Linked DNA regions of Homo sapiens: region 1 is linked to region 2. A link is an interaction called in ENCODE POLR2A ChIA-PET data of the cell type or tissue named here. Cell type or tissue: K562. All regions are shown on one strand.

Evidence for each region. ChIA-PET counts read pairs that join two places held together with the same protein. Peaks named below come from ENCODE experiments on the same cell type or tissue, not always from the same donor. Only the 100,000 strongest peaks of a DNase experiment are listed, where the experiment ranks them.
Region 1: POLR2A ChIA-PET joins it to region 2 with 5 read pairs; 1 of 35 experiments calls an interaction of 5 or more read pairs at or near these places.

Annotation. Positions count from the first base shown.
Region 1 is chr7:140,250,689-140,254,688 of GRCh38, forward strand. It overlaps LOC107986854 (a long non-coding RNA gene), which reads left to right. Exons shown (of 2, transcript XR_001745386.2): 2 at 2,868-3,521. Among named protein-coding and RNA genes, the nearest start is that of KDM7A-DT, 75 kb to the left of the region's middle. RefSeq lists enhancers at 2,096-2,145, 2,176-2,245. In K562, no CTCF peak of the experiment used is centred here; a DNase peak (open chromatin) is centred at 2,370.
Region 2 is chr7:140,052,757-140,056,756 of GRCh38, forward strand. It overlaps PARP12 (poly(ADP-ribose) polymerase family member 12), which reads right to left. Exons shown (of 12, transcript NM_022750.4): 4 at 1,906-2,007. Among named protein-coding and RNA genes, the nearest start is that of PARP12, 8.2 kb to the right of the region's middle. In K562, no CTCF peak of the experiment used is centred here; DNase peaks (open chromatin) are centred at 1,585 and 2,215.

The DNA of each region.
Region 1 (4,000 bases), 200 kb after region 2:
TGTTGGGATTACAGGCATGAGCCACCACACCTGACGTCTTGAATTTTTAGTTTCTACTATCACAGCTCAACCTTCCATGAATGCTTTTATTCACTGAATATTCAGTTTTAAGAAACAATATTGGCTGGGTGCGGTGGCTCACGCCTGTAATCCCAGCATTTTGGGAGGCTGAGGCTGGTGGATCACCTAAGGTCAGGAGTTCGAGACCAGCAGGGCCGACTGGCAAAATCCTGTCTCTACTAAAAATATAAAAATTAGCTGGGCGTGGTGGCACATACTTGTAATTCCAGCTACTCGGGAGGCTGAGGGAGGAAAATCCCTTGAACCCGGGAGGCGGAGGTTGCAGTGAGCCAAGATTGTACCACTGCACTCCAGCCTGGGTGACAGAGGAAGACTCCATCTCAAAACAAAACAGAACAAAACAAAGCAAAACAAAGAAAGATTTGCATGTATGATGGAGTGATTTTAGAATGGGGTGATCAGACAGGGGCCAGTCATTCTTGGGGGAATCCCCTATGATACATTTCCATGTCTCTTCTTTTGGTGGTCAGTTTCCTATGGGAGTTCTCTGAACTCCCTCCCCATAGTTATAAATGTGTCTGCCAGTGTCTAGGAGTCAAATATGAGGACAGCACGGGTTGGTACATTGACTTTCATTTCATCCCCCTTCTTTGATACTCATCTTCCACCTTCAGTTGTTCCTAAGTCCAAAGTTCCTCTAACTCAAACTCCCCATACAATAAGTGGTCCGTCTCTGATGAAGGCTGAGAGAAAGTAGTAGCTTGTTGCATAGGCTAAGGGAAGAACTGCAGGGATTAACTCTCATTTTTTTTTGAGATGGAGTCTCGCTCTGTGGCCCAGGCTGGAGTGCAGTGGCACCGTCTTAGCTTACTGCAACCTCTGCCTCCCAGGTTCAAATGATTCTCCTGCCTCAGCCTCCTGAGTAGCTGGGAATACAGGCATGCACCACCATGCCTGGCTAATTTTTGTATTTTTAGTAGAGAGGGGGTTTCACCATGTTGGCAAGGCTGGTCTCAAACTCCTGACCTCAAGTGATCTGCCCGCCTTGGCCTCCCAAAGTGCTGGGATTACAGGCGTGGGCCACCGTGCCCAGCCTTAACTATTGCTTAAGAAAACTTTTTATTTTTATTTTTTTCTTGCCCTGTTGCCTAGGCTGGAGTGCAGTGGACCGAGCATGACTCACTGCAGCCTCAACCTCCTGGGCTCAAGTGATCCTCCTGCCTCAGCCTACTGAGTAGCTGGGACCACAGGTGTGCATCACCAGCCCCTGGCTAATTTTTGTGTTTTTTGTAGAGATGGGGTCTTACTATGTTGCCCAGGTTGGAAGAAAACTTTTAATCAGTGCTCTAGTTTTCAGCCGCAGCCATGCCTTTTCAGAAGTATCTGGTACCTCCAATTCCTAAGCCTTTGGGGTGTTTCAGAGGCATGGATTGGCTTGTTTTCTTGGCTTCCCCATTTTGAGACCCTTTACTCTGGTGTGTGAGGTTCATTATCTCTCAAATTTCCAGCTTAAAAATCTTTTTGATCCTTCTCTTTGCTCTTACCTCTCTTATGGACTTATGCTTTTCAAAAAAAGTCTCTTGCCTCACATTTTAGTGGGGTTTTGGGAGGAGGCCCAGGAGTATGCACATGTTCAACCGGCTATGTTTAATGGGAAGTCCTCCGAGCCCACAGAGTTTTCAACTCTCGTTTTATTGAACTAGGCCTCCTCATATAAACCTATGTCCAGTTTTAAAATGGAAGTCAAGTAAAAATGTGATTTGATTCACATAGTTTTAAGAACAGCTTTTATTTATTTATGTATTTATTTTTTGAGATGGAGTCTGGCTCTTTCACTCAGGCTGGAGTGCAGTGGTGTGATCTCGGCTCACTGCAACCTCTGCCTCCTGGGTTCAAGCGATTCTCTTGCCTCAGCCTCCTGAGTAGCTGGGACATCAGGCGTGCACCATCATGCACAGCTAATTTTTGTATTTTTAGTAGAGACGGGGTTTCACCATGTTGGCCAGGCTGGTCTCGAACTCCTGACCTTGTGATCCACCTGCCTTGGCCTCCCAAAGTGCTGTGATTACAGGTGTGAGCCACCACGCCTGGCCTAAGAACAGCTTTTAGAGATGCTTTTGGCCTATGTGGCTAGATATGAATTCTCACTCTGAGTATAATTGTCTGACTGTCATGTGTTGACTGTGTACACACAGCTCAAACCCAGAGTCCAGCCTTGTCTCTTCTGATGAAATACCAGTGCCCACAAACAGAAGGTTCCCCTTCTCTCACCCATGAATAAACAGGAAGGTCTCTTGGAGCTGTGGTCTTGGGGCTGTAGCCCTGCCCCTAATTTCCTCAGACCCTTTACTGAGAACTGAGTCATTGCAACATCATGCTCAGCCAGCTGTCTCAGCACAAGAAAAAGCTTTGCTGTGGTATGAGGTTTTGTGGGCTGCAGACTACATCTAGGTCAGCAAATTAAACTCCATAGTGTGGTTACCAATTCCAGCTTCATCTAGCTTAAGGGCTGTCTGATTTCACCCTCTGGGCATTGGCTCTTCTGGTGTTTGGGATATAAGGCCCCTCTGTGGGTGTTTAAGGCACAATATTTCAGGCCTAAACCACCGAATGACACATGCCTAAACCCAGAATCCTGTATTCTCCACCAGGACTCCAGGGTATGTGAGGGTAACAATAGTCCAACCCTGCAGATAATGAGATTTGTGTGTGTGTTAGAACAAAGGGGAAAGGTGGGGATGTATTTCTTTGATGCTCAGTTTCATCTACCACTTGTATTTCTCTCCTGCCCTTCTTTGACCCTAACATGATCCAAACCCTTCTTTCTTGCTTCTCTTTTATGGAAGTTTTGAAGAATGGATGGTTACATAACAGATGGCCAGCTGGTCTACCTAGAAGGGCCTTACAAAGGACAGTGCCTCCGTGGGGAAGGCTCACCCTGGATCAGACGCCGGATTGCAGATTTACCATGAATGAAGCCCTTGGAGACTGAATCATGTTAAAAATTCAAAAACAACTCAGTAAATATTTATTTGAAGTCCTGCTGTTCTTCAAGGCCCTGGAATGCAGATATGAGAAGAGTCACTGCTGCCCAAGAGCTGACTGACTGTGGAGGAAGACCATGCTAGCAGGTGGCTACGTTTTCTACCACCTAGCACCTGCTCCCCCTTCTCCTGGTAATGGTATCTGCAAATAATCTCCTCAGTCTGTGTGCTTTCAGTGGAACTGAATCTACCCCTGGTTCAAGAGCTCAGGTACAGCCTCTGGCCTGGCTGCAGTGATTAGTTTAGAGATGGACTTGTAACCTCATCAAAGCCCGATATTGTTCAGGGTAACATACTAGATATATTTTGCTAGGATTGCCAATAATCATTTATTTAAGCTCCTTAGATGAGGTTTCCTGTCATTTGCAACTGAAAAAGCTCTGTGTAGCAGGTTGAATAGTGTTCACCCCCTGCCCAAAAAATACACTCACATCCACCCAGAACTTTGGAACTTTAGAATATGATCTTATTTATTTATTTATTTATTTGAGACAGAGACTCACTCTGTCGCCAGGCTAGAGTGCAGTGGCATGATCTCAGCTCACTGCAACCTCAGCCTCCCAAGAAGCTGGGACTACAGGTATGTGCCACCACGCCCAGCTAATTTTTGTATTTTTAGTAGAGACGGGGTTTCACCATGTTGGCCAGGATGGTCTATCTCTTGACCTCATGATCTGCCCACCTCAACCTCCCAAAGTGCTGGGATTACAGGTGTGAGCGACGGTGCCTGGCCTGATCTTATTTTTAAAAGAGCCTTTACAGATGTAATTAGTTAAGGATCTTGAGATGCAATCATTATGGATGTAAATTTAGGTGGGCCCTAAATCTAACAATTGGTGTCCTTATATGATGAGGAGATATCACAGACGCAAAGACACAGGGCATATGACCATGTGAAGAGGAAGGCAGAGGGTAGGGCGATGCTGCCGTAAGAC
Region 2 (4,000 bases):
TGTGTGTGTGTGTAAAGCTGTTATATAAAAAATAGGCAAAAGATTTGAGTAGATACTTCACAGAAAATATACAGATGCCCCAAAAGTACATGTAAATAAAAGTTAAACATCATTAATCATCAGGGAAATGCAAATTAAAACCACGAGACATCATCACTCACTGATTAGAATGGCTAAAACTTAAAAGACAATGCCAAGTGTTAGCAAGAATATACAATAACTGAAACTCTCACACGTTGCTGGTGGGAACATAAAATATTATTATCTATTTTGGAAGACAGTTTGGCAGTTTCTTACAAAGTCAATCACATGACATAACCCAGTAACTATGTCTGTCTTTTACCCAAGAGAAATGGAAACATATATCCACATGAAAACTTATACATAAATATTTATAGAAGTTGTATTTGTAAAAGCCAAAAACTGGCAACAACCCAAATGTTCATCAACATATGAATGGATAAACAAATTGCAGTCAATCATGCAATGGAATACTACTGTGCAATAAAAAGAAACAAATGATTGATATGCCAGCATGACTGAATCTCAAAAACATGCTGATGAGAGAAGCCAGGCACAAGATAATACACTGTATGATTCCATGTATGTGAAATTCTAGAAAAGGCAAATCTAATCTATAGTGACAAAAAGTAGATCAGGGGTTTCCTGGGCGTGACAAACTAGGGGGTGAGGATTAATTATAAAGGAGCATAAAACAATGTTTTTGGAGGGGGTTCCATATCTTGATGGTAGAGATGGTTACATGAGCATATATACTTATCAAAACTCAGTATACATTTAAAATGGTACACTTTAGCTTGTGTAAACTATAGCTCAGTAATATTGCTTTCAGAATACACATATATATGTGTGTGTATATATATATAGCTCATATTCCTTGACCTATCATTCCATTCCCCAGAATCTATCTATGGAAATACTCACATATATGTACTTCAATGCTCAATGGAACATCATTATAATCAACTACTACACACTTGTTTTTAAAATGAGGTGGACTTTCACATACTGACATGGAAAAAAAATCTCCAAGATACAATGTTAAGATGCAGATTGAATAATAACATTATCACATGCTCCTATCTGTTTAAAAACATATAAAACAAATATCACAACCACACGGGAAGTGTTTACCTTTGGGCAAAGACGATGGAGGACTTCATGCTTCACTCTGTATTACTGAACTGTTTTACAGAGTGAAAGTATTCATTAATTGCTTGGGTAATTTTTAAAAACTGAAAATGAAACAAGAAGTTTGGTGGTTGTCAAGGGGAGTCACCAAATTTGAGAACAAACCTTTCTTCAGTCAAAGCCCAGGACAGCATTTAAGAAGAAAACAAAGGTTTAGTGAAAATACAGACAGGCACATGCACACCAGAATTGCTGCTTCTGATAAAAAAGAGATCACTGGATTGTTCACTGGATCAATACAGAAAAAAAACCCCAATTTAAACAACTACTCATCCTCCAAGAGCTAACACAAGTGTTTCCTTCGCAGTGAGGTCCTTTCCAGTTTCTAAGGGAGCTCTCAGCCTATCATCACCCTTATCTTTGTTCCCACCAGGCTGAGCAGTTCCCTGTCCTGTGCAGGTCTGTGACCTCATGCTAAGCTGACCAAGGCTCAATACTTGACACTCATTTGGTGCATGAACCAGTTATGTTCCCAAAAATGATCCACATTTAATTTCTGAAAACTCAAAGAATTGCTACCATCTTCAACTCCCCAACAAAATACCTTCAGAATTGGTTTGGCCAAAGTGCCAAGCCCTGATCCTCTCCGGATGGGGTAGAGGTTTGGTAGGGGGTGACTTCAGAGCACAGCTCTGGGAATGACAAGCAGTTACCCCTCCCACAAGTGGAATGAAGGAGCCTCTTCCAACTTACCTTGAAAGCTACAACTTTTCCGGATATGGTACAAACAGATCTGATCACCCTCCTCCTGGCTAAGAGTGTTTGGGGACACAGAACCTGAACTGTCTTTTCTTTCTGCAAAGAAACACCACAAAGATATGTCAGCTTCTGATATGGGGTATAAAAGAGAGTTAAAGAGGATTCATTCAGTTCTCTGCACAAAAGTGGGCAACGCAAGCTCACAAAGCCCTATCGTGTTTGGGGTGAAAGTGCTCCTACACAGGTGGATCCTCTACTTTTTAGTGACAGGCTGGCAGCCTGACGCCACATGGCTGCTTGCCAGATCCAGGACTCCATGAAGGGGACTCCTTTCTCAACTCTCGCTGTCCATTCAATTCACTAGGAGACCCATTTAAAAACACAAGTGCCTGATTCTGCCCTAGACTGACTTCACTCCAGACTGACTGAATCAGAACCTCCAGGGGTGGGACTTGGGACACTTTTGTAATAAGGGGAGAACCATTGTCTTACATGTTGAGGCATCTTACAATTCCTTCTATGCCTAAGGTTGTGATGACCCCTGAGGGCAAACAGAGGGCTAATTTTATAAACTAGATTTGAAGCTATATAGCAAACATTCATTAATGAACTATCAGAATTGGGTACTAATACCAAGACAAGAGTAATAAAAAGAAAGTCCACATTTCAAAATGAAGCCCCTTTAATTAATTTTAGGTTAATTATCAGGATCTTAATATAAAAAGGGCACATAAATCCTTTCTATTTTACCTTTACTAGCACCATGCCAATGAGTCTTTACCTATGACATTTACCCTCACCCAGCTAACCCCAATGAGCACATAAAATTAATTTGCAATCCCTATTTAGTGTCACCTGTCGTTATTCATCTTCCCTTTTCTTTTTATAAGCCCCTGAGATACTTCACTCAAAATCTAGGTCTATGGGACCCCGAAGGTCATCTCCCTCTCTCCCGACGATGGTGACTGCTCTTGCAGCTGACATCACTGGCAGTGGATCCCTCCTCCCTTTCTGACAAGGCTATAATCCAACTGTATTCAAGGCTGTAAGATACTCCTAAAGATCTATTTAATACAAAACCTGTCTACTTCTAGGATTCCTACAACTGAAAGAAATCAACAAAACATAATTGAAGACAATGTAAAGAAAAAACAAATTCAAAAGACAACTTTTAAATATAAAAGTCAGGTACAATTAGAGTGGTGCTTTTGTTTGCAGGTAGTCCTGGCATGCAACTGACATTCTAGGAAGTGCTCTATTAAAATTGTAGCCACCACTACAGCTGAGAGGGTTTGATTCTGCTCTGAGGGGAGGCATGTCTCAGCTTCGCCAAGGAATAACCAGCACCCAAGACAGCGCCCAGCATGTGGCAAGCACACAAAGGTGCTGAATGAAAGAGTGGGTAACAGAATGGCCAGCCAATGGCTGATACTGTGAAATCCAATGAATGCCAGTGTATCATCATCTCCCTGACAGACCACATTATTCATCTGCCCCACAAGAGGTACTCAAGAAATGCTTATTAAATAAAAATCTCTGTTCAAAATCTGCCTGTCACTAAACCTGACAGTCTTTTTTAAAAAATAAGTATCCTAGCACACTCATTCATTCAACAAATGTCAGAGTACCTACTGTGGGCCAGGCACTGTCTAGGTGCTGGAGATGAGCAGGGAACAAAGCAAATTTACAATGGCTCAAAAACTCTACTTATTGATGTCAGGAATACAGCCAATGCCATAATTAAGGTATGCTTCTTTCACTCATTTTGTAAAATCAGAATACAACACAAGGAATGCTCCCCAGAGCTGTGCAGCACAGCATTCCTAACTTTGGGTTCCTCCCTGAAGAGCATGCTCTCGTGGGGGTGAAGATAGGGGTGACTGCACAGGGGGAGGAGCCAAGTCTCCCATTTCAGTGCAGACTAGGCCCATCCAGAATTCACTCACCATCAATACCAATTCACATTTGTCTAGGATGGCATGCTTGATCAAGTCTATGATTTCAACTTATCCTCACCCCCGCACTCCCTGCCTTGTTAGGAAAGCATCATCAACTCCATTTTACTAAAAGCAGCACCAGACTTGCCCAA